Regions from separate parts of the Mus musculus genome. Here region 1 is linked to region 2. Evidence: chromatin loops called from intact Hi-C (ENCODE). Cell type or tissue: left cerebral cortex. All regions are shown on one strand. Links, peaks and the distances in the headings refer to the core of each region. The heading gives the core; the rest is flanking DNA. Region 1 overlaps Dcps (decapping enzyme, scavenger). Region 2 overlaps Kirrel3 (kirre like nephrin family adhesion molecule 3).

Region 1 (15,848 bases), core at 6,776-9,275, 180 kb after region 2:
AAACAAGAATCCATCACTATATATAAAAATACATTGGAGGAAAAATAATACATCAGAAACAGAAAAATAAGCCATCCTTCTAAACAGCCACCGAATTGCAAATTCAAAGCCAGCTGGGCTATACAGCAAGACCCAGTCTCAAAACAACAACAAAAATAAACCAAAAACCAAACAAACAAAAATAGTAATAACAAAAAAATGCAAGGTGTGGTAGTGTGCACCTATAATCCAGCACTTGAGAGGTAGGAGCAGGACTACAAGTTCAAAGCTGGCCTGGCCTGCACAGCAAGGTTCATGGCAAGCTAGGCTATATAGTGAGACATGTCCCCCAAAATGTAACAGACCTAGAGAGGTTAAGCAATTTGCCCAGAGCCACTCACACACTATTAAGTGGATTTGGGGTCAGAATATATGGGATCTGGCTTTTCTATGTAATGCAGTCTTCCTCATTCCATAGGGCCATAATCTTCTGTGCTATAGCCATGTTTTCCAAAAGCAGCTCCATCAGATAATAGAAACACGAATGCCCCAACCCTACTGCTAAACACAAAGACAGCTGTTACTAAAGCTATCGAACATGAGATGCCAGTGTGACTGGATCGTAAACTGGGGGTGGTTGGTGTTAAAGTGTAAAGAGAGGACCACCACTATGCCTGTCTCACCATGATGTTTCCTGGGAAGTGGAACATCCAAACTCTACTCCTCTCCTTGCTAGGATACGGTACACAGACTGTAGCCTGCTGTGGCTGGAAAACAGGCTCTAGAATATTCAGAGTAGAACTGGAGAGGACCCTGCTCTAGCTGACTGTTCACAGAGTGACTTAACATTTGCGCCACATGCTCCCCATCCCGCTCCCATTCCCCATCACTAGTATGAGCTCATGAGGAAGGAGGCATGGGGTAGAGAAGTTTAGAAGAAGAGCCAAGTAGTTGTGTTCCCAGCCCTTGGGCTCTGGCAGCAGCTCATTATCCACAAGAATGTTCTAGCAGTGGGATGGTCACACTGATGCACTCCAGCTGAACAGCAGCCCACATAGTCCTCCTCTCTGTGGCTCACATGAGCAGGCTAAGTAAGGCTCTGATTACGGTGGCTCCACCTTGACTTTAGCAGACCTGTGGATCTCCTGCAAGGTCTTCTGCATTAAGTAAAGCCCCTCTGTCTCCAAGCTGGACACAGAAAACCAACTGCTCCTGGAGGTGGGAAGCGGGGCTCTCCAGAAGAAAGTTAAGAGCAGCTGCTGCCACTCACTGCCAAGGCCAGCTTAGCCAAATCCCCAGGAAAATGCTGCAGCACATGAACATGAAAACACAAACCACAGACAGTCTGCTCTCCTTCCTACACACATGTTCAAACAAGGCAGCTTTCCCCAGCCAAGCCCTGGACTGGAGCAGGATGAGGTCATTTCAATGTCTCTGTCTGTGGCTTTTGCTTTCCCTTCATTCTGATGAGCCAGTTTCCACTGATGTGACCCAGATGCGGCCCTGGGAGGACAGAGAAGCAAGAGCAGGGAACATGATTGGAGTTCGATCCCTACCACTTCAAGAGCCTCCCAGAGCTAGCCAGGTGAGGGAGCACACAACCCAGCAGGCCCAGCAGGGCAGTGGGTCACAGGACTCCTACAGAAAGCCTTCGGGAGAGGCAGGTGGAAGGACCACCTACTTGATCTGCATTCACACTCTTCCTCTGTGGATGTTCCCTGGCTGGAGAGTCAGAGGGAGGAGTGGAGGCTGGCTGTTGGTCACAGGCTTTGGTGTGGTGTCACTGTCCTGCACCGTGGAAGTACTCAGGGGAGGCCTGAACAGACCTCCACATGAAGGGTTAGCGTGGCTGAGGGCGGGTCAGATCCTTGCAGCAAGCTTCTGCTGTTAATGACCTGTCTCTGTAAAAACTCAGGAATGCTGCTGAAGACAGAGGGGAGGCAGATGCTGACTTTAGCAAAACCCTCAGCAAGATTGTAGTCAACTTCTCCACATCTTAAGTTCCAAAGGAAGCATGTGACAGCACCGGATAAAAAAACCCCTAGGTCTCCTGGTCCCCAGGCAAATTTGGTAGCTGGAATGGTAGTCTTGGGGGACAGCAAATGCTGCGGTGGGTCAAAGAGCTCTCTGAAAAGCTCCACTTCAGAAGTCAGAGAGCTGATTCATAGTGAGATTGTAGAACTGTTGAATGACAGCCCTGGTCTTAAAGCTGAGAATTCACCTGCTTCTTATGGAGGTGAGTACAACAGACCACAGGAGCCAAACACTCCAGAAGACAGCACTTCTTTTAGCTCTCCTATTCAAAGTATTTGCTTGGTTCACTCAGAGGAACGTTGGGTGCCAATTCTTGATGTAGCACCCCTGGACACTGTGGCATGGGAAAGAAGGCCAAAGCACCGGATAACTCCCCAAGAGAGAAGCTGGGAATTCTAGGTTGTGACCTACTTAGATGTACGAGTGAGGAATAAACACAGAACCAGCCACCATCACTTGTGGTGATGGAACTTGCTGCAAGCAATCAGCTTTCACCCATTGTCGCTGGGCAAGGAGGCTCAGAGCCTCGGGACCTTGTCCCCATCTGAGGAAGGCAGAGAAGAGCACACAGTTCCTGCTGTGATGGCTACTCCTCATTACTCTCCATCTACTCATTCCTAAGTGCTCTGAATGAAATGGTTCCTCCAGCCAGTAAAGAGTGTGCTGAGAAGAGAGGCCACTGCTGTTGTCAGTAGAAGAAACATGAGTCAAACCATCAGGAAAGGGAGCACAGGTCCTGGGTCAAGAATTTGAGTTGGGTATCAGGGTTTTTCCCACCTTGGAATCATTCTGCTTAATATCTTCTGCTGTCCCTCTAAGGTCAGAGGGCCCTGGCACACTCAGGTTAACTAAACACACCAGCAAAGAACGCATGAGCAAAGACAGAGAAACCTGTCATCTTTAAGCAGTGATACCAGCTCAGTAGAGCTCACTTCCAGTCAGTCCTGTTAATAAACTGGCATCACACAAAGTGAGCTCTAGGACAGCCAGGACTGTCACAGAGAAATACCAAAGGGAACAAACAAACAGCAACAAACCAGCATTGCAACCCTGTCTACCTCCAGCCCTCCACATCATTAAACCCTGTCCATCTAGAAGAGGCTACACACATTTCCTAGGGCTGTCCCTCACTGATACATACCCTAGAGCAGCAATTCTCAGCTCCCTAACTCATGTGGGTCTCAACCCCTTTGGGGATCTAGTGACCCTTTCACAGGGACTATATATCAGATATCCTGCATATCAGATGTTTATATTATAATTCATAACAGCAAAATTACAGTTACAAAGTAGCAACAAAAATAATTTTATGGGGGGGGGGGGTCCACCAAAACATAAGAAACTGTATTAAAGGCTACAGCATTAGAAAGGTTTGAGAACCACTGCTAGAGGTACGCAGGGGTCATCTCAGCTGGAACACACATGGTTTGGAGCTATGAAAAACTTAATTGTTAACTGATAGGTTCTGCCTGACCAGAGTCAAAGGCACGCTGTAAAGGAAGCAGCAGAGGCCTCAGACAGGTCTTTATTATTGGTTTTGTTTTGTTTTTTTGTTTTTTTTTTTTTTTGCACCCGTCTTACTTGATGAGTTAGCACCTAAAAACTGTCTATGTATTCAAGTATCACAACACTGGTCTTGAAGAACTCACAAGTCTAACCCCATTCCTTTACCTGTTCTTATTTTTTTTAGACAGGGTTTCATTATATATCCTAAGCTGGCCTGGAACTGTAAACCAAGCTTGCCTCAAACTCAGAGATCCAAGTGCTAGGATCAAAGGCTTATACCACCACACCAGGCCTGCCTCAGTTTTTTCAATACTAACATTCATCAGATGGTCCTCATCACAGCCTTTGCTTTTATGTGTTTATCTTAATATGAACTTACACATATTCAGTTCTCTTGAAGAACAAGTGATCACCTGAGCTCCCCAGGGTCCCGTTGGATCTCCCTCTTTTCTGTACTACTGTGGAGTAGCCCAAGATATGCATACCCCATGCTTTACTGACCTCACAGGGTCATTTAAGTTGTTCTCTTCTTGTTTTGGTCTATCACAAATGATGCTGCACTGAATATTTTCTACCCCTTCATTCATACACATGAGCTTGTGTCTGAGCCAGATATCAGGAAGAGGAAATGCTAGCTCAAAGGAATGTACTTTTTACAAAGGTGGATGCCCATGGTTCTTGTCATGTGTGTGTACACACACCCACTATACAAGAGCACCCAGGAATGTGTGCATAGGAGTGAGGGAGATGCTAAGGTCTCCATCTGTCTGGATTCTCTCTGGTGTGCTCTCAATGATGTAACTTGCTGTGTTCTTTTTTGTTTGTTTGTTTTTGTTTTTGTTTTTGTTTTTGAGACAGGGTTTCTCTGTACAGCCCTGGCTGTCCTGGAACTCACTCTGTAGACCAGGCTGGCCTCGAACTCAGAAATCCACCTGCCTCGGTCTCCCAAGTGCTGGGATTAAAGGCATGCGCCACTGCCTGGCAACTTGCTGTGTTCTATGCTACAGATATCTACAGGAACCTCAGCCACCAAATGTAGACATATGTGGGAGACACTCAACTCCTATTTAATGGTGACTCCCTGGTCATTAAAAAAAGCTCACCACATAGGCCAGAGGTTGTGGCATACACCTTTAATCCCAGCACCGAGGAGGCAGAAGCAAGTGGATCTGTGAGTTCCAACCCAGCCAGGGCTACATAGTGAGACACTGCCTTTATAAACAAAAAAGGTCCACTGCAATGGCAGTAAAATGAATAAAGCCACAAGGTTGCCAAGAACGGGGTGGGAGTCAGGAGAAATGGGACCAATTCATTCCTTGAAACTAAAAGCACAGTGTGAACATATAAGACAGCGCAGGAGGAAGCTGCCACATAGGCAGTCAGTAGGCTACGTAGAGATCATCAGATCTTCCAGGAGGAAAGCTGGGTTCTCAGAAACAGCTCCTGAGGATGGGAAGGGAAATGAAGCTGAAAACTGAGATCAACTTAAGGGCTGTCTGCAGAACAAGTGCACTAATTGGCTCCATCGCTGCCACATCCCAGGGGAAGCAGCTAATGCCAGGTGAAAACAGGAGGGCTGGCCTCCAAAATATTAAACCAAGGAACTAGAGAAAAAGTTGACAAACTTCTATAAAAAGCCAGCTACTAAATACCTGAAGCTTTGTAGGCCTGACAGGGTCTCCAGCTCATATTATTTTTCAGTTGGGAGCATGAACTTATAGTACCAGTCAAACTGTGCCACTGAAACCCAGTCTGGCAGCCAATAAGCCCCTCTCCCAGCCAGAGTACTACAGGAGCTTCCCATTCAGGGCAGAGGCCTACTGTAGAAAGAGATCAACCATTGTGAGGGCAAGTGGATCTGTGAGTTCCAACCCAGCCAGGGCTACATAGTGAGACACTGCCTTCATAAACAAAAAAAGTCCACTGCAATGGCAGTAAAATGAATAAAGCCACAAGGTTGCCAAGAACGGGGTGGGAGTCAGGAGAAATGGGACCAATGGGGGCAGCCCAAACATCTGCCCTCAAAGAATATGCACCCAATGCTTCATTTTTAAGTATGAATGAACTACTGTGCATCACCAGACACTGAGGGAAACCAGAAGCCTGAAGAAGAATGACCAAGATAAACAAGGGAACCAGATCCCAGAGGAATGAATAGTTTCAGGGTCAGGAGATAATTTAAAAACAACATCTCTAATTAGTGTGTCAGAGAAACCCAACACAATTTAGCTTTCCTAAAGCAAGAGCAAGATACTGTGAGAGTGAAACTGGAGAACGGGAGAATTTACAATATCAATGCCAAAGGAGTGCCCACACTAGAACACCTGGGACACAAAGTGAAGACTATGTATCAAACTAGAGTAGGAAAAGACATGGAGAAGGTAAGACAACTAAAAAAACTCAATCTTGGAAGTGTTGTGTTCAACACAAGAGTTTCAGTGTAACACTGGGGGTGGGGTGGGGTCAAGCAAAAAGAAATGAGTGAAAAGAAATCAAAGAAGCAGGGAGAAAAACATATGCACAGAGCAGAAGGACGATGGAAGACTTTAAACTAAATGGCCTCAGATAACTCAGAGCAATAGATAGGAATGCTCAATGTAGACACCGAACAAAAACAAAACAAAACAAAAGCCCTCAGAATCAAAGATCAACAGAGTATGTTGTATATACCTAATGAAGGTAATAAAAAGAAAATAACCCACCCTAAGGTTCCTTCACATCAATGAGAATCAGGCTGGCATCGGCTATGTTGTCTTCTTGGTTATGAGCCTAGCCTTAAATGTCTGAGCAGTCTCTCTAGCGCTGGCATCAGATATCTTAACAGTGACACAGATGGCTTGAAGTCAACAGATCAATGTTTTTAATGCTTGAAGGGAAAATTAATTCAACTAGACAAATCAACCGAAAGCAACAAAACAAAGGGTTCAGGATTTACTCCCACATATCTTTCTGTGGAATTATTTTATAGTTGCTTCAGCTAATCAAGAAAGGAAAGCAAGAAAGAAAAAGACACCGAATTTAGAAGACACAGTCTGACCTAGAGAAAATGTGAAAAGAAGTCTCTGGTTGAGAGCTGCATAGCGTGCCGGCACCATGGGCAGTCCAGACAGGAGGAGCAGGAAAGGGCTTCCTGCAAACGGAAAGGTAGCGTATGCCATGTAATGAATTACCAAACTGAAACCAATGTGTGAGTCACTTCAGGAGCAGGGAGAAAGGCCATAGCATTCTTCCAAACACAGTGAAGAGAGGCAACCAGAAACACCATGCAAAAACGTAAAAGCTGTAAAAACCCACTGGTTACTGACTAAATGTTACTGACTAAAAAGCAGTATGATTCGGAGGATCTACTGGAACCTAGGAAATGAGAATCACTGACCTTGGAGTCACAGGCACTCTACACAGCATGGTGATATCCACTGTGAAGGTAGGAGAGAAGGTACAATACCAGCATCCTGCTTCGGCATGCAGCAAATGCTACTGATATGCCAAAGCAAGGAAAGCGCTGTTCAATGACTTTTCAACTTAGAACCAATACTGAGACAAAGCATGAAAGATGACCCATCCTGTCTGGAGATACAGGTTAGTGGTAGAGCACTTGCCTAGCATGCTCAAGGCACCAGGTTCGATCCCTGGTGCTACAAGAACTACACAAGACAGTGTAACAAAGCATACTGACAGCTAGCTAAAAAGGCAGTGCTGGAAATAAGGAGGTGGCAGAAGGCAGAAGAGACAGTGGGAAAGCTGGACACACTCATCCTTTCCCCTGATTTGCATTAAACAGCAACAAAACCAGAAAACAAAAACCAGCTACATTTAAAGACACTGAGCCTTCCAAAGGCAGATAGATAAAGACTGGGAGTGCAGGGAATGAAAAAGGAGGCAAAGGAGTTGATTCTTTCCTTTCTTCTCTCCCTCCTTCCATCCGTCCTTCCTTTCTTTTTCAGACAGGGTCTCCGTAACACTGGTCATGGTGTGGTTGCTTCTGAGAAGTGAGGTGGGAAGGGGGCACAGCAGTAGGGGTCCGTTCATGCCCATTATAAGCCTCCTGGTGCTATCTGATGATTATCTGATCAGGTAACTACACATCTGACTCTGACAAATGCCCGACCCTCCCACAGAGACTTTCTGCTGAACAGTTCAAGTTAAGAGCTATTTACTAATAAAGCCTGGCATTTTATCTCCATTCAACTTGAGACTCCATGATCTCATATGGTAAAGAAACCTTCTTAGGTAGGCAAGCCAGCCTTCTGATTCCCCACTTGTCGTTCAGAGAAACTAAGTCTCCACAATTCAGTGACGTTTTCTGGTTCGATGGCTGTAAGCCTACAGTATTTCTCATGTTAGATGACCATGGCATGCTGTGAGTGTTTTGGCTGAGACTTGTCTGGCAAGCCATTCCTTGCTGGCCACTGTTCATGTAACTTGTCCCTTGGCTCAGCTGCAGTGGGAGGGCTGCCGAGGACATCACGGCGGATAGGTTCAGAGGCTTGTGCCAGTCTGCGCTGGAGAGACACCAACAGACCCTGGTACTTGGGCTTCTTCCAATGGCTGGAGGACCTGCCACACTGCTCCACTCGATCAGGACTGGTATCATCTTGGGGTACCTTCCAAAATAGCATAGGGCTCCCTTATCCACAGGAGGTAAAATAATCTAGCCTGGTCGCTCCCCTGCCCCAGAGAAGAGGAGCCATGCAGAAACGAAAGCCTGATAATGTCCAAAATCTCGAAGACTGAAACTCAACACTTTCACTTTCAACAATAGTGACTTTAAAAAAAAAAAGCAAGAATGATGACAGAGCCATTCAAATGTGTGGGAAAATATTTTCATCCACCTAAAAAAGGGCCAGTTTTTCTTAACTATTAACTAGGAAACATATTCGTATCCATAAAAAGCAAGTCTCAGTCTCTCTCTCTCTCTCTCTCTGTGTGTGTGTGTGTGTGTGTCTGTGTGTGTGTGTGTGTGTATGTGTGTGTGTGTGTCTAGCATGTACCATGTAGGGACTAAAATAAAAAGGATATTCATAACGTAGAGTTTCCTGGCTCTTCCCCACCATTTTGATTTCAGGGTGTGTGTCTTTACTGTCTTCTCAGCATTGTTACGGACGCATGCATACCTAAGCACCATACTGTTTAGATCAGCCTGATCCTCAGAATCGCATCATGTGGACTTCTTGCCCCCACCTGATGACTTAGCCTCCACGAATACAGGCAGCTATAGTTCATTTCCATTGCCAGAGAGAGGTTGTCCACTTTGAGACTGTACCAGGCTATCCACCTTCTCTACTGCTACTTGACTAAGTCTCGTCTTTTCTATCACAAACAGCTCTGCCAGGGAAACTCTTCTGAGAATAGCTAATCTTTTAAAATGCTCCTCCCAAACAAATCCTTTCTCCTCTCTCCAGAGTTTTGAGTTTTGCCTCTGTAAAGAATACAAAGTAGAAAATCCTGGCCTGTGGCTAAAGTCCTGAGTGATTTAGGCAACCAAAAGAGTGATTCCCAAGATCTCATCCCTTGCTCCCTGTCTAGGCCTCTCACACAGAGCCTCCAGTCTCCTCCAGTAAACCTGAGACTCCACACCCTGCTTTATAACAGGTAAACAATCGGCCTTTTAGAAGGTCGCCTGTATTTCTGAGCCACACCTCTCACCACTATCTCCCCCTTCTTCTCTGAGTGAGAGGAAACATAGACCTCAAAGAAAGACTCCATTAATAGGGAGCCACAGCAGCAGGAGTAGCCAACATAGGCTCTGCCCTATCAGGATGACACACGAAGATCAACCATGTGAGATGCCAACAGACTGGCCCACAGGCTCTTCATGGTTACCACCTGCCATGGTCAGGGCCAGCCACATTTCCTATGTGATCTGTCAAGGATCAGATACTGGGGAAGCTGTAAAAACATTAAGAGATAACTTACTGTTACAGTCGTGATAGTGACACTCTTCAATCTGTACCATATGCCTGCTGCAGTGTTAAGAACTTTGTACACCTTACTTATCTCAGTGGGTTGGAACCCGTGGCATCACTTTAGGAGGTTAACCCAGTATTTCAAAAAGGAAACAAGACTTGAAATAAATACTGGTGATTCTATCATAAAGTTGTATTGTTTTGTGAAACTTCTGGTCCACTAATATTCATGTGCATTTATTTGTATGTATGAAACCATAAAATAAAATGTACCTCTCACTGAGGACAGAGACTAAAATCTGTTGTAAAAGACTTCCTTTTTATCTATTTCCTAATGGTCCCATTGAGATGTATTCAGTTACTAGCCCGGGTTAACAAAGGCAATTCTTTTTTTTTTTTTAGAACATTAGACTTTTTTTTTATGTCATTACCATAGGACAATTTTTTAAAAGATTTATTTATTTATTATATGTAAGTACACTGTAGCTGTCCTCAGATACTCCAGAAGAGGGCATCAAATTTCGTTACAGATGGTTGTGAGCCACCATGTGGTTGCTGGGATTTGAACTCGGGACCTTCGGAAGAGCAGTTGGAGCTCTTAACCACTGAGCCATCTCGCCAGCCCAACAAAGGCAATTCTTAAAGTCACTTCGTCCACTTCCTGTGCCCATGTTGCAGTCACTGCTCTCACCTGCACTTCCAGCATAAGAGCCTCTTTTCTGTTCCAGACTAGAACACCCATCCTTCTCGAGCTGGCTCCTTCTCAGTCATCAGGTCTCGCTCTGATTGTGTGTGGCCTTCATTTGCACAGCCCGGGCAGCTCTCTGCCCAGGGCCACTCAGACACTGTTCACTTGTTTGCTGTCTGTCTTCCCCTCAAAACCCAAAGACAATTGACACATGCTGTTTGGACTCACCTACTAGAACATCTGGATAGAGCAGAACTTCAAGTGTTAAGTGAACAAGAATGCCCTGGGCCTTTCCAATGGCCGATGTCAGAGCCAGGCCTCCACCCCCCAAGTCTGCCTGAACCCACATTTACTCCTTACCCTCAGTAAGCTGTGATATCCTATAACCAGGTCTAAGGCTAGAAAGGGAACCTCCATCCTGATGGATGCAGAGGGGCTGCTGTGGCTGTACAGAGGAACGATGCTATTAGGGATTAACTCTGGGACATGGCCTAAGCAAGCCTAGTTCCCAAGCCCATGCTCCCTCCTTGGGCCACTGGTGTAAGGAACCATGAGGGACTAACTCTAGGCTACTTACTTTGGTGAGCTGAGAATCTGGAGGGAAAAAAATGGGAGAGGAGACTGCATACTCTCAGGTTTGCATAAGAGGAAAACATCACCAGTCATGGAAGAAATACCAAAAGAAATCCATCAAACATGATTGATGCTGAGTCCAGGACAGCAGCCTGCTTAGAAAAGGCTGAGAAGAGCCAGGGATCAGCAAAACAAAAACAAACAAACAGAAAAAAAAGATACAACAGTGTATTGGGCACAGAGGACTAAAGTTGCAGGAATTTCACTTTAAGGTCCATGGGATAGGCCACAGTGAGCTGTAATTCAGAAGCTGAGAACAGAGAAGCATGGGGGACTGGGGGGGGGGGGTGGTCAGGGCAGGGGTGGAGGCAGGGGCGGGCGTCACACAGGCTCTAGGTAGGTCCTGACTAGGATGCCTGGTGCTGGAGAGCTAATAGTCAGAATACTTTGGTAACACTGACACCTTGTGGCTATGGAATGCCTGTCCCAAAGGGAAAAAAAAAAAAGGAATCTGTGGATACTTCAGTTATTCTCCTTGTACTGCTGAAATATGCTAAAATTTATGTCAGTGCTAATAATAATTTTGGCAAGCCCTTATAGTAAACATGCCTTCTAATGTTCATTTTTCTGTAAATAAGTCAAGCCTCTGGGTAATGGGCAACCTGACTTTGTAACTTCAAGTTGCTGGACTCCCAGCTGCCTTAACCAAAGGTCAGTCAAACAGCCAGGCAACGCTGACCACTTTAAATGTTCCAGGGGATGGCATGAAGAAACTATACAACAATTACAGCTAATTGTCTGGTTCCTGATGGGCAGCCCCAGCTAGCTTTGGCTATTTCAAATAGTTTATGACTAGATTTTTTTTTTCTATTACATTGCTGAACTCTAGAGGACTTGGCAATCATTTACCCACAGGCCAGAGGCCACAGGTCACTAATTCTAATGACCTAGCAAAAGGACTACTTGTGCATGTGAAGTGTGCTGTGATTTTTTTTTCCCCCAATTCCCTCTCTGGCTGTGAGCAGTACTCAGTTCACTCAAGTAAACTGAGAAATGATTGCCAGCTCCTGAAGGTGCAGCTCCAGCCACAACCGGTTCAAACAGTTTGTATCCGAGTTCCTGCCATCACAACCCTCAGTAGGCTGTGATATTCTGTAACCAGGTCTATTCGGGCTAGAGAGAACAATTATCCTGATGGATGCTGAGGGGCTGCTGTGACTGGTACAGGAGGAACAATGCCTCAATTCATGGGGACACAAACGTTCATTTGCATGATCCCCTCCTTGGCTCTATAAGCAGATAGGCTAGGAGACATTCTTCTGCCCAATTATTCCCAACAAATGTCCTCTCGTAAGTGGTCTTTTCTTGCCTACTTTTGTTAATGGAGCAGAGATGGAAACACAAAGAAAAAGCAACAGGCACAGCACAGTGGCCAGGGTGGCAGCAGCCAGACAGTTCACGAGTGGACAGAGCAAAGGAGGGGGAGAGAAGCGAGAAGAGAGACGGGGACTGGAGAGGCAACTCAGTGGTTAACAACACTGGCTGCTCCTCTACAGGATTAGGGTTTGTTCCCAGCTCCCACGTGATCCCTACAACTATCTGTAATTCCAGTTCCAAGAAATCTAATGTCCTCTGCTGGCCTCCAAAGGCACTGACCACACATGGTACTTAGACACACATGCAAACAAACACCCACATATGTAAAATACAAATTTTTTTTTTTTTAAGAAGGGAGAAGACAAGAAGGGGCAGAGGTGAAAAGGGATAAAAGACTAATAAGGAGACAGATAGGAGGAACTACGGGCTCTGTTCGCTAGAAGAGCTCCTGGAAACCATGAACTCATTAAAATCAACATTATCAGACACCCTAAGACAAAAGCTGCAACACTGGCTAGTATCAAATGCTATGGAATACTGACTTACACAAGAACTCTAACACTCTGAGCTAAGGGTCTTGATATCTGAGGCCTGAACAAGGACTGGATGGAACACTGTGTCTGCATGCTTGAATGCCTGCCGGCTGCATGGTTGCTACCACAACTGTCAAGCACTGGGAGATAGACAAGCTGTCAAAGACCAGCACATGAAGAGCTTCTCCTTAACCGCCTATGACGTGATTGCCTGTCTTCCTACATGTAGTAAAGGGGATTACACCTAGGGCCTCAGACCCGTGCAAGCACTCCACTGTTAAGCCACAACCTTAGTGTTCTTTCACTTTTTATTTTCAGACAGCATCTCACTAAATTGTTCAGGCCAGTCCTGAACTCCCTCTATGGCCCACACATTTGAGCCTTTTGCTTCACCTTTCCAGGAGCTAGGACTACAGGCCTATGCCCAAAGCTGAACTCTTATCCAAAGTTTCCATTCAGGTAGGAGGACCCACAGCATTTGTCTCTCTGTCTCTTCACAATAACTCACAGCCCTCTTGCCCTGCCCTAAACATGCCTAAGGTCAGAGATAGCATCTTACTGGACTCTGAAGCAACGGTACTTAGCACTGAGGCCAGCACACCAAAATAATCATAGTAACTACTACTAAATAGATGCTGACTGCTTCTGAATAATGCACAAATATATTCTTGAATTTCACCTATGCAGTACCTATGAGAACTTCAAATGCAAACCACAAATTTATTTCAATACCAGCTGAAGGTTTTTGGAAAGGCCAAGAATGAGAAATAATGGCAGGCATCCCCAGCAAACAGTGTCTTTTAAAGACTAATATCTTTCTAACTATAATGTCCATATGACTTGTACGGAAGTCCAGCTAGCACAAGGGCTGAGTTCTGTAGTCTGCAATAGAGTCTGGAATTCTGTGCCTGAGAAGCACCTAGGTGGTGCTCACAGTACCACTCCACAGACCACATTCTGAATGGCAAAAACCTGGAAAACAGACTGGGAAGCGATGACCAGCGGGTTCTATTTGACTTACCACCTGAGTGAACACCCAGCAAGCTGGAAGTGATACATTCATTATTAGAGGTGTGGAGAAAGAAAAACAAAGAGGAGGAAACCACTCATGCCTCACAAAGCCTAGGATATTTACTTTGGTTCTTTATAGAATGAATCTGCCAACTTATTATTTATAAAGTCACCCATGGGCAGGATAAATAAGTCAATAAGGGAGAAGCACAGTTCAGGCCCTGAATCCAACTGTTGTGACTTCCAAATCTCCATGCTAGGACTAGATAGGGAAGGCAAGCCCACAAAACAAAGTCCATCTGCTAAGGAGACAGGGAGAGAAGAGCTCCCATCCCAGGTAGGTTTGGGTGATCATGGGGAAAGGGTTATGGAGACACGTGGGACTGGGTCAGGAGGAGCCCTCACCAACTGCCACTTTCAATACTCATCTTGTGCAGTGTCGCAGAAGTACTGTGGTGGGGTGGAGGGTAGGGGGTGGGAGGAAGACTTTGTGAATGCACCAGGGGTGATCTCAGCACAGGACCTTGTGGGCTCTGGCTAGGGATGGGGATGTCAGTGGAAGAGCTGGGAGGAGACAAGTGGAATGACAGTAAGCAATGGCCTAGGTGGCTTTAGGTCAGGTAGTTCTGGCTACAGTGCCTTCTGTCATGCTGCTGCCCCGCGTCAAAGAATACATTTGCTTAAAGGTCAACACTTAAGAAAATAAATGCAGCTGTCCATTTCCATCAACTTAAGCCAAAAAATCTGGCTATCTTTCAGAGAAAAGGAGGCTCTTGTGCTGTCTGCTCTGAAAGGTTTGCTTGTCTTATATCAAGTGATCACATGCATTTTCAAAGAATAACAATAGCCCTCAGTTATAGAGCTGTAGAAAATACTATTGAAAATGACACTGGGACAGGATATCTGGGAAGCTGACTTGTTCTTAAACGCTGAGGGGCAAATTACAACACACCATGTGTCCAAAGCATTTTAGAACTTCCTGGATGGGAACCATGAAGGTCAACCCATATCCCTCATATACTGCCTACAAGATCTTGACATATCATGTCTTTCTTGAGGCACAGAATGATTACCTTTTTGGTAAATTAAAAAATGCTTTCAAGGCTAGAGAGACGGTTCCGTATTTAAGCAATGGCTGCTCTTCCAGAGACTCAAGTTCAATTCCTAGCTCCAATATAGCAGCTCCTAAGTCTCTGTAACTCAAGTCCCAGGAGACCTAACACTCTCTTCTGGCTTCTGTGGGCACTGCACACACACAGTGTACAGACATATATGCACACACCCATACACACACCCACACAAATATTTTCAATCAAAAACAAACGTTTGTTAGCCATAGGTTTCTGCTCAACTCAAATTCATCCTGCTTGATCGCGCTGTTTGTCTCTTCTAGCGGAATGTGGGATTCTTCAGGGAGTAACAACGTGTGCAGCACCCAGCACGGAACATAGCATATGGTGTCAGAGTGTGGTGAGAGCTCAGCCCACTGAAACACTTCCTTTTCCTGCCACCTATTGCTGTGTGATTTTGAATTGGTTACTTAGCTTTCCAAACCTCCATTTCCTTACCTATAAAACCCTCTCACAACAGTGCTGTTCTATGAATTAAATGTATTAAATACTATATCCCGAGTTAGTATAATAGTAAGGGTGTTAAAAGTGTTGGAAATTGAGCTGGAGAGATGGCTCAGTGGTTAAGAGCGCTGACTGCTCTCCCAGAAGTCCCGAGTTCAATTCCCAGCAACCACATGGTGGCTCACAACCATCCGTAATGGAATCCTATGCCCTCTTCTGGTGTGTCTGAAGACAGCTACAGTGTACTCATATAAACAAAATAAATACATCTTTAAAAAGAAAATGTTGGAAATGATCAATTATGCTCACAAACAGATGGATTTATTATTCCATCCCATGAATCAGAATTACTGCACCCAAATATACTGGACCAGGAAGGATTTCTCAACCTTAGCATCCATGGCAGTTCTCTGCCGTGGTAGCCAACCTGTACATTGTGGGATGTTTCACAGCAAGCCTATCCTTTACATACTAGATGTCAGTGGCACATACACATTCAGTTCCAACAACCAAAATTGTCTTGAGAGATTGCCAGGTTCTCTGGAGGGAAACACCCTCCCTCTTCCCCTTAGAACCACTGTCCTAGAATTCTCAAATTTGAAAGACTCTATGCACCACAGCCCTTAGTCCCGCCACCCCTTCTCCCCACACGCAACCACTTCAGCCA
Region 2 (15,848 bases), core at 4,735-7,234:
ATCCTCTCCATGCTGTGTGTTTTGCCTTCACAGGACAGAAAGCACTCCTTCAAACCTTTCCCACACTGACTGCCCACCCAACATCCTCACACCACCACCAGGAGCTGGCCACGTGCACATGAGCAAGGGCAGTGCGTCTGTCCGTGGCTCGCCGCACAGCCCTCTTGGTCCCCCCTCACGCTCCTCCAGCTTCATAAGCTTCCTCTGATCTGTTTGCTTGCTGAATTAGTAAAACAGCCATCTCCCCTCAAACGGCCCCTCTCTGATGAGACAGCGCATACATTCTTTCAAGGTTTTATTGAAAAATACACAGACCATTCCCTGTCTTAATCTGAAAGGGAAAACAGGGAACTGTTGACTCTTTGTCCCTGACAGTATCTGTCTCCCTTGACCCTGCTCCCTGGGCACTCCTACTGCCCCTGCTACCTCCTCACTAGCACAGTTGTGGGGGGACTCTGGGGTAAGTACCTACTATTCTGTCTCGGGAGAAGGGCTGGATTCAGAACATGGAGCAAGATAGTAACAGAACAAGAGATTGAAGCAAGGCTTTTTCACATATGCAGTTACTTATTGAATAGGCATTACCACTAAGAACTCCAATGTACTGATTTCTCACCATGGTGAAAAACTCTGAAATGAGGGGGCATGTTTATAGACATTGCATCAGCTCATTAATCAGTATGCCAATCCTGTGAATCAGCTACCGTAATGTCTCTAACAGACACCCAGCACAGACAGCTAGGGAACTGGCCCGTGCATGATGAAGACAGTAACCAAGTTAGATATCCTATCTCTCACCCCAAGCCACCCTTGCTTCTTCCCAGCAGCATAAGGTCTAAACTAAAGTAGGCCTCCCAATATCCTGAACCCCTGAAGGTAACCTCAGGCAGCTGCAGGCCCAGAGTCTCCATCTGTGTTAGGGGCAGAGATGAAATGCAGTCTCTAGCACAGCATCCTCCAATCCAAACAGCATCACTTCAAGTCTACACCTCGCTCTCTCTCTCTACCCTCTCCTCTTCCTATCACACCACGTGTCTGTGCTACCATGCCACAGACTGGCTGATTGTCAGCCTACTGTCACTGTAACAGATATCCGAAACAATCAACTTGCTAAGAGAAAGGGGTTGGTTTTGTTCAGTTTCAGGAGGTTTTGTCCAGGATCACTGTCACTTTGCCTGTGCCTGACACATCATGGTGGAGCAAAATAATCACTTCAAGTCCAGTGACTGCAAGAGAAAGAGGAAGAGGCGAGGGTTATACAAAACCTTCTTAGAACACGCCCCTGATAACCCAAAGACCTCCCATAGATTTCCACCACCTCCAGTAACAACTAATCTAGAGACCAAAACCTTGAATACTTGGGCATTTGAAAATTCAGGATCCAAGTTGTCCAGACACTGCTGACTCCTGCACTTCTGAAACTGAGAGGACAGATGGCTAGCTTGTGGTCTTTGGGGATGTTAAAGACGACAGCATGAGCATTGTGGAAGCCATGGAATGCTTTGGGTCCAGGAATGGCAAGGCTGGCAAGAAGCTCAGCAGTGCTGCCAGTGGACAGTTTGATATTGTGTCTCAGTGCATCCTAACAGCAGGCCACGCTTCCATAGCTCGGAAGAGCACCCCTCTACCCCATCTGCCCACAGCACCCCACAACCTTGTATTCTCCCTGCAGCTCTTTGAGCTCCATGTTTTCCTCCCTCCCCTCGGTGATGGTTTGACTAAGAATGATCTCCATGGGCTTATGTGTTTGAATGCTTGGTTCCCAGTTGGTGGAACTGTTTGAGAAGGATTAGGAGGTGTGGCCTTGTGGATAAGTCACGTCACTGGAGGGGTGGGCTTTGAGGTTTCAAAAGACCATGCCAGGCCCAGTCTCTCTCTGCCTCTTCTCTATAAAAGACTGACATAAGCTCTCAGCTGCTGCTCCAACACTATGCCTGCCTGCTTGCTGCTATGTCTATCATGATAGCCATGGGCTAACCCTCTCAAACTATTAAGCAAGCCTCCAATTAAATGCTTTCTTTTATAAGTTGCTTTGATCATGGTGTCTCTTCTCAGCAACAGAACAGTAACTAAGACACCCTCCAAGTAGATTGTAGAATTAACTTTATGACTATGAATAATAACTAAAAAATTTTCTAGATACTAACAATAGCACATTCCATATCATGAAACATTCCTTTTATATTCCTTCCTAAACCTTCTTCATACAGACCAAAATAGGAATAGAGAGGATTAGAAGGAGGGAGTGAAGACACCTATATTAATTAACTCACCTACAGGACTGCCAGATAAAATACAGGATGCCCTACTAAGTGTAAACTTAAGGTGGAGATACTAATGTACTAACTCAACAAGTATTTTCCTGAAGTCTACATTTTGGGGCATCCTGTGATGACTCTGGGAACCTGAGGCACAGTCTAGCTCTGCTACTTATGGGCTGTGTGTTCTGGGTAAGAAACTTAGTTCCTTGGTCTCTTCACCTCAAGGATGCGCATAGTTTCTGCATGTGCTTTACACAACCTTGTTAGAGAGTCAAATGATGTCTATAAGGGATCCAGAAGCATTTTGCTGTTCTGTAAGCTACTGTTCATATGAGGACTATTTCCCTATGATCATATCAAAGGAAAAGCACTACATAATAGAATCACCACAAAGAAATGATAAGACCTCCACCCCAGAACTGTAGAAAACTTGAAACAAGCCCACAAGTCATTATCACAGAGATGAGTGTCACTCATGTAAGGTATGTGTAAGATGCAACAAGGAAGTGTTCATGTGCCCAAGAGGGGGGATTCTTCTGGTGTGGTCAGGATGGAGCAAGGCACAAGGCAACAAACATCATCTAAGCATGGGCCAGTCATATTTTAAGAACGAGTGACAGAAAGCCAAGTGTGCCCAAGGCTCTTCAGCAGCTCATAGATCAGTGGAGCCAACAGATGGTGCATGCACCCAGTGCCACATGTATTAACAGAGGGGGATTTACAAGTGCCACATGTACCTATGGAGATGGCACATGGTCTCCAAGTATTACAGAGGCTAGAGGAGGAAGAAGGCAGCAGGGGTGAAGAATAACAGTTTCTGTGATAATGACCTAAGTCTTAAAGAAAGACCAGGAGTTAATAAAGCCAAGAATAGCCTCTGGGATGATAGAGGAAAATTATGGGATCCTGCCTAGGGTAGACTTGTAATAAGGATTCTCTTAGTGGAGGGAGTGTAGGGCAGTGGGTTGCACACAGGCAGCCAGGTCTCCAGTTGAGCATAGGTCTTGAACCCCGGGGGACACGATGGGTGGTGATTTCCCCCCTACATGGGACAGAAGGTGTTTGATCATGTCTCCTGGACCCCTGTATCCTGTCGAAGTTACTGCCCCCACAACCCCCACAGGAAAGATGTGTGGCTATAAGTCACGCAGACAATGTCCTAAGCTTTTGGCATTCTGGCTAGACTCCACCCCAACAGTTACCTGACAGCCAGATATGCTCCTCCCCATAATTACCTGGCAACAGCAAGATAGCCCAGCCCACTATAAAAGGGACTGCTTGGCCCCTCCTCGCTCTCTTTAAGCTCTCATCTTTCTTACTCTCATCTCTAGCCCTTCTTCTCTCTCTCTCCCTCCCCACCCCCCCCCCAACGTGGCCATGGCCAGCCTCTCTCTCTTTCTACCTTTTCTCTTTTTCCCTGCCTTTCTACAATAAAGCTCTAAAATCATAGTCTATGATTTTACCTGGCATGGTGGCACACGCCTTTAATTCCAGCACTTGGGAGGCAGAGACAGGTGGATTTCTGAGTTTGAGACCAGCCTGGTCTACAGAGTGAGTTCCAGGACAGCCAGGGCTATACAGAGAAACCCTGTCTTGAAAAAAAAAAAAAAAAAAAAAAAAAAAAAAAACAGTCTATGATTTTATGATGTCTCTGCTCATCAAGGCCCGCTGTGCTTGAACGATTGGATAGGCTTTCCCCTAATAAGCTGTGTCTAACCCTGCGCTCCAGCCACGGACCTGACCAAGGACTCTCACCCTGCCTTTTCCTCCCTTCGGCCCCAGAGCTAGCCAAGCCGCCCCTGGGGCCCCCATTCTGTTCTCAGCTCTTCTGCGGTGTCCAGCGGTGTCTGGGATGCCCAAGACTGAGAACCTATTACCTAGGACTGGCCCTTGTCTACCACCCTCCGAGCTGGGGTCAGTGACTTCACACAGCCAGACACCCACCCGGGCCGCGTGGAAAGCGTGCAGCAGTCCTTCTGCATCCGCCTGCTCAGAGCACCGGAACTCTGGCAGGACGCAGGTTTTCTTCCACCCCTTTTATCCCCCGCCCCCAGCTCCCTCTGCCCGGCAAGAGAGCACCACAAAACCAGGCTACAGTTGAGAAAGAGAAACTGTCCAGTTCAGCTAAGGCCTTAGAGAAAAAAACTGAAGGCCTTGTTGCACGGGACCAACATGAGCAGATTCTTATAATCACCACTTTGGAGCAGTGTAGAGGACAGGGGGCTGGGATGGAGGTCTTGCGGAAGGGCAAGGCATTATAACCCAAGCTAGGAACAGTGACTTCCCAAACCAGAGAGCGAGCGGGAGTAGAAAAGGAGAGGCAAACTAGAACGAGGTTCAGAGACTCAAGAAGGTGTCTAGCCATGCAACATGAAGAGTGGAATCCAGAAGGTAGATGGATGTCTTAGTAACTGAACACTGGGGCCACTTCCCCAAATAGAATATAAAAAAGAAGGAGCAGGTCTTGCAGCAGAGAAGGGAAGTTTGAATCAGACATACTGAGCTATAAAGACCGAAGGCAACTAGAACCTGATGACTCTGAGACTAGAGATGTCCTTCCCTGGTAGAGTGTTTGCCTAGCACGTGTGGAGGCCTCCCTGATGCTGCATGAAACCCGGTATGGTGTCATACCCTGGAATCCCAACACTCAGAGCAGAGATCAGAAGTTGAAGGCCATCCTTGGTTACACAGTGAGTTCAAAGCCAACCTGGGATTCCTGAGACCCTGATGGGCGTATGGGTTCTGAACTCAGATTCCTGCCTGAGATTTATTTGATTGGCATAAAGATGACAGCAGAGTACACTTTTGAATGCATGGCGTAGAGAATGAGAAACACCCGGCATGAGCAAACCTAGGGAGGGAACCAAACAGAAAGAACCAAGGATGTTGGGACAATGACTGGACGGCTGAGTGGGAGGGGATAAAGGGCTTGCTATGCAAGCATGAAGACCTAAGCTCAGATACCAAACACCCATGTAAAAAGCCAGATATGGAGGTATGGGTCTAACCCCAGATCTCGTCAAGAGGGAGTATCAGAGACAGTCAGATCCCAGACTCTATCCTAAGCAGCAAGCTCTAGCTTCAGTGAGAAACCCTGTCTTAAAACATAAGAGAGGCCACTGGAGAGGTGGCTAAGCACTTGTTGCTCTTGCTGAAAACCTGGGTTCAGTTTCCAGCCATGACTTAGTGGTTTACAACCATCTGTAACTCCAGTTCTAAGGGATCTAGTGCCTCCACAAGTACCATACACATGTGGCACACAGAAATGCATGCAAGCAAATATGCACACACATAATACATACACACACACACACACACACACACACACACACACACACACAAGAGGGGGGATTCTCAAGGTCACCCAGTCTGAAATTCTCACTGTAATCAGGATGGGCTTAAACTCCCAGCACTCGTCCATACTCTGCCTTCCAAGGTGTATGCCTAATGTTTATCAACATTAGAGTTTTTATTTATTTACTTTCTAATACTCCCACCAGACCCAGTGGCTTGTATTCCTAGTGTTTAGAACAGGGCTTAGCATATAGTAGATTCTCCATACAAATATTCTAGGTGAGCATTTGGATAGCACTGGACGCCTACCCTGAAAACCAGGTCCACTCTTATCTTGATATCCTATCCTGCAATTCTGCGTGTTGGCCAATAGGTGGCACGTCCATGTAAGTGAGGAAAGAAGCAGCTGGCGTTATGCGTGGTTCAGAGACTGAAAAGAGAAAAATCACAAAAGTGAGCAATCAGTGGATCCGACCTGCAGAAATCTGCATCCATTCACTTAGCAGATGTCACTAAAGCACCAGCCACAAACCTGTCCTGGCCTGTGCTTTCTGGACCTCTCTGAAATTCAGGTTTGAGGAAAAGCAGCGAGATGTTTTTTTTTTTGGGGGGGGGGGGGGAGGTGCTAAATCTTCCTGGGAATTACAGTGTCTAGATGAGGGCAGGAGGACCAGAGGCCAATGAGCAGGGCTGTGGGGCTGCAGGAGCTATCTCTGAGAGGCTCTGATTCTAGGAACACATTAGTGTACCTCAAGCCGCAGTCTGAGTTCTGATGACATCACCTCCAGCTGTGTGATTCTACCTAAGCAGTTTACCTCTTGAACTCAGTTCCTTCACCTGTAAAAGGGAGGTTTTAGTAGATTCTGCTTCAAAGGACATTGACAATGAAACAAGAAACAGTTGACACAGCGCCTTTCACATAATCACCAAGCAAACTTGGCATAAGAACCTGGTGACTCTTTACAAAGCCCTCGCCTTGTTCTTTATGACATAAACCTAATCTTCTTAATAACCCGGCAGGATAAGTATTTTTTATTACCCCACTTCCCAGATAAGAGGGCTCAATTTATCAGGTTGTTTAACTTGTCTGTAATAAAAAAAAAAAAAAAAAAAAAGCTCGTAAAGTGACAGTCTATGCCAAGTTCAAGTTCAGCCCAGCAAATACACATGCCACACTGTGTCCTGTACTACACGTTATACAAAGTATAGAGGATCCAGGACCAGCAAAGTTACCTTGTAGCGGAGAGGCGGCTGGCACAGATACTTCCCTAAGGCAAGCCAGATCTCGAGATGGGAGGGAGCCTGGAATACTGCAGTATAAAGCCAGAAGTTACTTGGTCCAACTGGAAGACTCTGGAAAGACTGGTTGAAAAGAATGGCCTCTTAGCTAGTTTTAAAGGTTGGGAGGAGAAGGGATAGGAGAACCCTTACATCGCAAGCTGAAGAGATGGCACCTTCTCTAAAACAGGGTCTCCTGACTTTAGTGCAGGCAGCCTGCCTCTTCCCCAACCCAAGCTAAGAAAGAATGGAGCTACCATAGGGACGGAGAACCCCAGAGCTATTCTTACTGTCTAGTCCTCCGGCCTCACACTCATCAGCCTGCAATTTCTTCTAGCAGACCCTTAGAGCAGTGGCCCTCAATCGTGGATATTCGAAAATGTTCCCAGTCTTTAGCAAGCTCACCAGTGAAGATGTAGCCTCTGGATGCCTCCGGGCATAAGCCTTGAGTTCCTGGGGTCTCGTTATCAGCCCAAAGAGAGGAGTTGTATGGCAGCCAAAGGATCCAAAGTTCAGGACACCAAGTAGGCATGGGGAGAACAGAAGGATCAAGGGCTGTGGGATGGGAGAGGGCAAAAAGAAACATTGGCTAACCATTATATAGGGCTGTCACTGAGAGAACACAAAGAAAATTCTGAAGCTCTTTTGATGGTTGACTCCAGCTGCCCTTCTCCAGCTCTAGTCAACACTGGGACTCATGGTACAGCCCAGGCTGCTCCCCAATCCTTCCCCAGAGCTGCCAGGGCAGGAGCTGGGTGGACCCCTGAAAGAGGACGTATAGACTGTCAACAGTCAAACATCTCTGAGCTTAGCCTGCAGCCTCTCTCCAGCCTGTGAATCAGGCAAATTGGGGTTGCTGCCTCTTCTCTGCTAAGAAGCCTCAGGCTCCAAGGAGGCAGGCTACGAACCACTTCGAACATTAAGCCTCCTTAGCTCCAGCATCCTTCTCTCTAGAGCTTAGAGGTTCCTCCACAGTTGTCTATCCAGACCAAGGAAGAACTTTGCCCACCACTCCCCCAAATGTACCCTGAATGAGCACACACACACACACACACACACACACACACACACACACACACGGCAGGGAGGGAAGGAGGGAGAGAGAGAGAAACTATAAAAATATGGACCTCATAAAACAATGTCTGTGCTTCCTCCCAAGAGGATCTTTCACTACTTATTCAACAAATGTATATAGATGTCCCTGTGAGTTGGGTACTGACCTAGGCACAGCAATGCCACCAGGACCATGGCAGATAAGACCTTTCCTGTTCTTTGCCGTTCGTCGATGAAGAAGACAAAATGAGAACTGCAACAGAAAGCCATGGGGGTGTTACACAGGGTGACCAGAGCAAGCCCCTCTGGGGAGACGATGGCACCCTTATTGACCCTTATGCAGAGGGGCTGATGGGCCAGGGCCTGGGGACAAAGAAAGATGGGTGGACTGGTGTCTCATGGATACTAGGGATCATGGGTGAAAGTGTTTGTGGGCAACTCTAAGTGCAAGTCATGTTTCAAGTACAGTGTGGGAGCCCCAGAGGATTTGAGGTAGAACAGGGACAGGACGAATTCAAGTTTTGCATAAATGTCTCCATTATAGGATGGAGAATTCACTGCTGGTCAGTTAAAGATCAGCCCTGTCAAAGCCTAACTTCTGTGAGTTCCCCCCATGCTGGCTGAAAGCAAGAAGATGGCCTGGCTGGCTTCCCATCCTTCCTGCTGCCACACAAAGCCTTCTGTGTGGCTGTTGCTGACTCACAAGGCAGTTGTGCCCAGATGGCTGTCTGTGGAGCCAGCCATCTGGGTTGACATGGTATCTGAGGAATTCCTGGAAACCCAACCAGGAAACCACTTGGGTGACCAATGGGATGAAACATCCTCACTGTTACCCCAAGACAATGAATCTGGGCTGCTCTGGGGGCAGGGCTGAGTGGGGAAGGGGGTTGACCAAGCTGGTAAACCAAAACCAATGACTTAAATGAGCTTGACTCTATACAGTTGTCAAGCACAAAAGCAGTGAGCTGACAGCAGCCCAGAATGGGACAACAGTCCTCCAACCCTAGCCCTAGGCAGCCTTCTATCCAACTCATGTTGCAAGGGAAGAAACCTTGACCACAAGCTCCAGCTCCAAGTTCAAGGTCATCTCAGGGATAACTATAAGGTCCTATGGTGCTTCTAGATACAGAATCTTGTTGAATGGGGTGAGGGTGGGTGTCAGAGGGGAGGCTAGCTTAATATATCAACAAGTAGAAGCTTTACCTGCCTGGATGTGCCTTCCAAATCCTCTTTTCCTTCTTTGCTTCCTCCCTGATAACCTTGGGCTAGCCTTTTTCTCTTGGGCCTCAGTTTCTTTGTGTCCATGTAGAGTGGACTGTGTAATATCTCCCCATCCTATCCCTCCAAAGAGATGCCCTTGTTCTTTGTAGCAGAGCTCAGAGAGGGTTTTCAGGGGCTCCCCACCCACAGAGGGTGAGCGATAGATGCCTTACACTGCCCACTGTAGGGCAGGTGCCAGAGGAAAGACACTTCAGAAGAAGAGACCGAGCCTAGATGCTACCCAAACCCAGGGTGACAGAAAGGTCAACTACAAAGAGGCACCACCTCTATGATGAGGACCTGAATGGGAGTTTCTGCTCCCCTCTGTTCAAGGGGCCAGTTGGGTCAGGTATGTATGTTCACTCTGGTTGGCCCTGTGTGAAGCAGGCTCAAAACCAGAGACTGCCTGGGCTCCACTCGGGTCTTCCCCGGGTCTTCCCCAGGCCTCGGTCCCCCAACAGTTAATGCAAATTTAGTTCCTGACTGACAACAGGAGCAACACCAAAACAGTCAACTATTTTTATCTCCCGATTAATCACAAAAAGGCTAACGCTTCCACCTTCCTTGTGATTAAAAATTAGGAGACCAAACTCTATAGTGGTTCAGGATAATAACCAATCCTGTGAGGGGATGCATGAATAATGCATCTCCAGGCCTGGGCTTCTCTGAGACTTCCTCCCCTCCCCACATGGTCCTAGCAATGGGCCCCATCTGAATGGAGAGGTAATGAGTAGCCCCCTACACACACACACACACACACACACACACACACACACACACACACACACACACATCTCCCATCTGAGCTACAGCTGCCAAGTACGAGTGTTGATTTCTATTCAGCGGATGGCCCCCCAAACATCCTCCCTCCTCACCCACTCCACCCCACCCACTGCACCCCCCACCCCTCCCACCCCCATCTGGTGTGCAGCGAGGCGAAGGCCAATCAATAATGCATGGCTACATGAATAACCAGCATGATAACCACTTATTTGGGAAGATGTAATCAGGACCCATTCTGAGGGTGGATGTTTGTGTGTGTGAATGTGTGTGCGTGCCTAAGAACTCCCACAAACACAGCCCTTCTCCGCTCCCGATTCCCCTCATCCCCAATTCTGCTCATGCAATCTCCTCAACACAACACTGGTAAAGCAAGGAGGGGAAGCATAGGACCTCCAGATGAGTCTAGGAAGAGCGCGCGCTCACATGCACACACAAACAGGCACACACATACACCTGCACCTTGATCAGAATATAGAACAGCTCTATTCACCTAAGACAAAAAGCCCAGAGAAAATCTGGTGCTCAAATGTGGTTCCTCTTCCACATCCTGGTAGAAGCTTTAAAATAACCTGATGCCCAACATCCAGCTACAGGTTCTGGGGTCTCATAGATAAGAGATCATGGCAGCAGTAAGATTGAAGAAACTTCCTCAGAAGGTTGCCAGCCAACCCGTCTTGTTTCAATACATGCCAATGCTAGAAGGAGTGCTCACACTCTCTACCTGAAGACACTGACAAGGAGAGGGGAGCCTGCCTTACTGTCATCCTGACCCAGGACACCCTCTGCCAACCACGTTTCTTGACTCACCTCTGCAAGGCAGAGGATGCCAAAAGGGCCAAGCAGTCCGTCAGCTCTGGGACCAGTTATTCTGGTCCCAGCCCAACTCATGAGTATGAGTTCATCTTTCTTGAGCATCCAACACTGAGGAGGGGACTTCCACTACTAAGAGCTGAGCAGGACCACCCAACTTTCCAGAGAACACTGCAAATCCCAGCCCTCACTGCTGGAGGGGCCCAGCTCACCCCCACTGCAGGAAGCTGAAATTCCTTCCATCAGTCACTAGCCACACCCCCATTGATGGAAACTCCTAATTAACCCCACTTTGCTCTCCAGCCACGCCTACACCAAGGAGGCCACAGGCACTAATAAGAGGGTATACTGGGCACAAGTAGTTATCTTCGGTGTCCAGACCATACCCGCCTGTATCCTGCAGCCTGGCAGCTCCAGGACCTCCTGGAGAGGCCTGGCTTCAGAGCTATGGGCATAGAAGGTTAGATAAGGCCAACTTCCTCCCTGGGCCAGGATCTTTTTGGTACCCAGAGCTAGTTTTAATAAATGAGTGGTCCCATCTCTAAAGTCCAACAAAGTTGAGATCCCTCAAGGGATGGTTCTTCAGAGATGTAAAGCTGGGTGTGGTGGCGCACGCCTTTAATCCCACCACTCCGGAGGCAGAGGCAGGTGGATTTCTGAGTTCAAGGCCAGCCTGGTCTACAAAGTGAGTTCCAGGACAGCCAGGGCTACACAGAGAAACCCTGTCTCAAAAAACCAAAAAAAAAAACAAACAAACAAACAAAACAACAAAACAAAACAAAAAACAAAAAACAAAAACAAAAACAAAAAAAAAAAAAAAAGAGAGAGAGATGTAAGAACTGAGCCAGGTTCTGCCAGGACCAGAAGTCAGAAGAGGGATAACCAACCTGAAGTCTTGCTGGTTTGGGTATACTGGCCTAGCCAAACATTGGATTCTCCTGCATGTTAGTGAAGTCCAGTGGACTAGGTGAGGGGCTGACAGACAGTAGAAAGGCAAGCAGGTTCTGAGCTATAGCTAGAAAACACCGAAGCCACCAAGCAAGGGTGTTTGCTGAGGGTCAAGCCGGAGGGATGGCTTGACCCTAAAAGCCCTATAAGAAGACCTTTGCTCTAGAAGATCTTTGCTAATCACCCACCCACCCATCTGCCCTTCATTCTTTAGAATATGCAAAGTTCCCACCTCCACTGTGGCAGGGGAGTCTCTGAGTCCCTTCCATCCTCTGGGGATAACTGAATAGACCCACCAGTAGAAGAGATAGAGGTTTCTCAAGGGACAGTCTCTTCGGATGGTCTTCATGGAGCCCTGCCTCCTCTATGACTTGTCCATGGAGCAATAAAGGCCTGGGGAACTTCACTATGCCCAGCAACCCCAGCAGCAGCACAAGAATCTGTGTCCTTAGTCAACTCTTGATGTCTCAAAGCTTTCTCATTGCATAATAATTGATTCCCATCATACCTGCCCATCCTACAGTGCGACCTTCATGGAAATCCAAGGTGGTTCATTAGAGCCAGTGGATGTCTGTACTGATGCTTCAAGTCATGGAGTTCTGTGTTGGCCCTGCAAGGGGACTTGCTCCACAGGAAGGGGACAATCCCATGTCCTTCCCTTTTTGCATATGGTTATTTGATGGAGCCACCAATCACCAACCACACTGTTGCATGTGGGGGGAATAATCTCAGGTTAGGGAGGTTCCTTCTGAGTAGGGATGAAGGTGCAGGGGCAACTGTGAAGGGCAGAGATCAGAAAAGGCAAGGAATGCAAATTCTAAAGATCCAAAGACCTGTTCTGTCACCTGTCATCTGTGATGGAGGGGGCCTCAAGGGCCAGCCCCAGTTCTGCCATGCATTCACCATGTGACCTTGAGCAAGTCTCTTGGTGAGCCTCTGTTTCCAGGTCTTTGTAATTGGGTTAAAAATACTGTCTTCCCTGCAAAACTGTTGTGAGAGATGCAACAAAGCTTGGCAAAAAGAAAAAAGTGTTGGGACTGGATTGATGGTTCGGTTATTAAGAGCAGGTACTGTTCTTCCAAGAACTAGAATGTGGTACCCAGTACAAACATCAGGTGGCTCACAAAAGCCTGTGACTCCAGCTCTAGGGGATCCAGTGCCTCTGACCTCAGAGCACTGGCACTTATGTGCAGGCACATGCATATGCACAAGTAAGAATACATTCTTTAAAAACTATACAAATAAATGGTACTTGAGTTGCAAAGCACTGCTTCCAGGCCTGTGAAGCAGGCTAGGGATACCTGCCAGTCATGACATGTTTATTCCTGACATGACAAGATGAAGAACAAAACATCCTTTCATGAATGTTCCTATCACCCTAATACAGAGGGTGATGTTCCTTATCAAAGTACAGCAGTTATTGCCCATTATCCTCTGCCATGTCAAACAGAAGCCTGCCCCAACTTAACCTCTCTCCTCCTCTCCTCACAGTGCCACCAGATGACCCCATCATCCTAGGGGGGCCTGTGATCAGCCTTCGGGCAGGGGACCCCCTCAACCTCACCTGCCACGCAGACAATGCCAAGCCTGCGGCTTCCATCATCTGGCTACGTAAAGGAGAGGTCATCAATGGAGCCACCTACTCCAAGGTGAGCCTGAGGGAGAGAATGGGGGTGCAGGATGGAGAGTGAAACTAAAGATAAGGGGAGACAAGGGTGGTGGTTTCAGGTGCATAGGGACAAGCTCTGCCTCTCTTCTTGTGGAAGTGCTTCTGTTGTTGCTTCACTCCCCCTGTGTGTGCTTGTTTGCTTGCTTGTTGCTTGCTTGCTTGTTGCTTGCTTGCTTGTTTGTTTCATTGCTCACTTTAGTCCTCAGGCCGTTTCTTCCACTACCCTCCCCTTCCCAACCGCCCCATCCTATTCCCCAACTAGAATAACTAGAGGTGAAAACCCTAGAACAAGGTATTTCAGAAGAGGAGACGAGCCAGAAGCAGCCAGGCTAGGATTGCCACAACTAATTCGTGATCCTATGAATAACTGCCTAAATGCCCTGTCTGCCACAAAACCTCCTTAATTGAATTAAGTCTCAAGAGAGTAAAGATAGAGCCTTTGGAAGGTGGTTATGTCATGAGGGCGTCTACATGAATGAAATTAGTGTCCTTTTAAAAGAGGCCTAAGCACCAAACCCAGACACCATTGCATATGCCAGCAAGATTTTGCTGAAAGGACCCTGATATAGCTGTCTCCTGTGATGCTATGCCAGTGCCTGGCAAATACAGAAGTGGATGCTCACAGTCATCTATAGGATGGAACACAGGGCCCCCAATGGAGGAGCTAGAGAAAGCATCCAAGGAACTGAAGGGGTCTGCAACCCTATAGGTGGAACAACAATATGAACTACCCAGTACCCCCAGAGCTCGTGTCTCTAGCTGCATATGTAGCAGAAGATGGCCTAGTCGGTCATCATTGGAAAAAGAGGCCCCTTGGTCTTGCAAACTTTATATGCCCTAGTACAGGGGAACACCAGGCCCAAGAAGTAGGAGTGGGTGGGTAGGGGAGCAGGACAGGGGGTGGGTATAGGGAACTTTTGGGATAGCATTTGAAATGTAAATAAAGAAAATATCTAATAAAAAATCTATTTGGAAAAAAATTTTAAATAAAATAAAAGAGGCCTAAGAAAGTCCCCTGTCCTTTTCACCATGTGAAGATGGAAGAGGACAGCCACTAACAAAAAGGCATCTGACCCTTGCCATACACTGGGTCAGTCTGCCCTGGTCTTGGGCTTCTTACCCTCAGGGACTATGAAAAAAAAAAAAATGAACTTCTGTGGTTGTGTTAAACAGCCTGGATGAATCAAGACTTGCTTCAGAAAATACAGAAAGTTAATGTTCCTGCCAAGTGTTGCACGGACCACGTACATGCTAACAAATTGTGCATTGTTCATCTGAAGTTCAAGGTTAATAGGTCATCCTGTGTTTTGATTTGCTAAATCCAGCCTGTTTTCCACTGCCGCTTGCTGAGATGTCTGGACAGAGACGAGGAAGGGCTAAATCTAAGCTTTGTACCTTGAAGTGCTTGCCTATAAGGCTGCTTTTCCTTAGCTCACACAGTAGCACCCTGAACTGGCCCCTGCTGTACCCCATTGCTTTGGTTTTTGTTTTTACATGTTTTGACAGCTTGCAGACTAATGGATCTTGGGATGTGAAGGCAGCCAGGTTAACTAGTTCTCCAAAAGAGTTAACAACTTACTATTTACTTTTCAGCTCATCTGGAATCCACAACCTATGCTTCCCTTTTTTCTCTGCCTTGTAGTCCAGAGCAGGATCCTCAGGACCAGCAACCAAAAATATCAGATCTCTCTACAGCCCAGAGCCCACCAAAGCTCATCAAGCTATCCATCCCTAAACCTGTGCAGCCCCTACCCTGCCTCATCCACCCCTTTCCCCACAAACCACAGCAAAGGTTCATCGCACACTCTCTGCTCCACTCCCAGTGGCCTGGTGTGGCATGGCTTACCATGTCCCCTCCTCTTGTGAACTGTGAATTACTACTATGGTCGTGGCTTCTACATGTGTTCATGAATACAGCCAGAAATAACCAGTGCCACATACCTCCCCAGACGACTTTTATGTCATTCCAGGTGTAGTTTACGTTCTGCTGAGACTTCCAGATGAAGGAAACCTTGGAAGTCCATTGGCCCTTTTTATCTAGGGACAGAAAACTGGGATCTTGAAGGGTGGTGCCTGGACTCAGTTGACTTCTAGCAAACTTAGAAAACCTAGGTTTTCATCTTTTGGGGGGGGGGCTCTCCCAGACAGGCTCAGATCCCTAAGGTCCCCCAAACACCACCAGATGCTATATCAGGATGCCAGGAAAAGCAGCCTCCTGGCTCTGCAGTTGGGCCATAACCTTCCAGGACCCTGACTTGGGGCCCTCAGTTTTAGAGGGTGACAAGGTACATGCTTGTTCTTTAGTTCTGATCCCCAGCTGGCTCCTCCCCATAGGTCCTTAACAGAAGAAATGTCTTTTCCATCAGCAGAGGATGTGAATAAAAGGCCATTCCTATTCTAAGGATGGTTCTGTCCCATCTCAAGTTGGCTCTGCTGCCAAAGGCCACAGATCAAAGCTTGGCGTTACCACCCAGATCCTGGGGCCAGATTCC

The links. Hi-C counts contacts between places; a loop is a spot of excess contacts. Peaks named below come from ENCODE experiments on the same cell type or tissue, not always from the same donor. Only the 100,000 strongest peaks of a DNase experiment are listed, where the experiment ranks them.
Region 1: it touches region 2 in a loop (4-fold over the local background); 13 of 42 quality-filtered maps call a loop at or near these places.

The regions. Positions count from the first base shown.
Region 1 is chr9:35,155,217-35,171,064 of GRCm38, forward strand. The region is part of intron 2 of Dcps (decapping enzyme, scavenger); the gene reads right to left. Among named protein-coding and RNA genes, the nearest start is that of Dcps, 13 kb to the right of the region's middle. In left cerebral cortex, for the core only: no CTCF peak of the experiment used is centred there; a DNase peak (open chromatin) is centred at 7,991.
Region 2 is chr9:34,977,757-34,993,604 of GRCm38, forward strand. Kirrel3 (kirre like nephrin family adhesion molecule 3) reads left to right here. Exons shown (of 17, transcript NM_001190911.1): 5 at 13,179-13,336. Kirrel3os (a long non-coding RNA gene) reads right to left here. Exons shown (of 16, transcript XR_003948304.1): 4 at 8,054-8,139; 5 at 7,239-7,388; 6 at 6,789-6,917; 7 at 6,305-6,392; 8 at 5,865-5,985. Among named protein-coding and RNA genes, the nearest start is that of Kirrel3os, 22 kb to the right of the region's middle. In left cerebral cortex, for the core only: a CTCF peak has its summit at 5,920 (motif pointing right); a DNase peak (open chromatin) is centred at 5,957.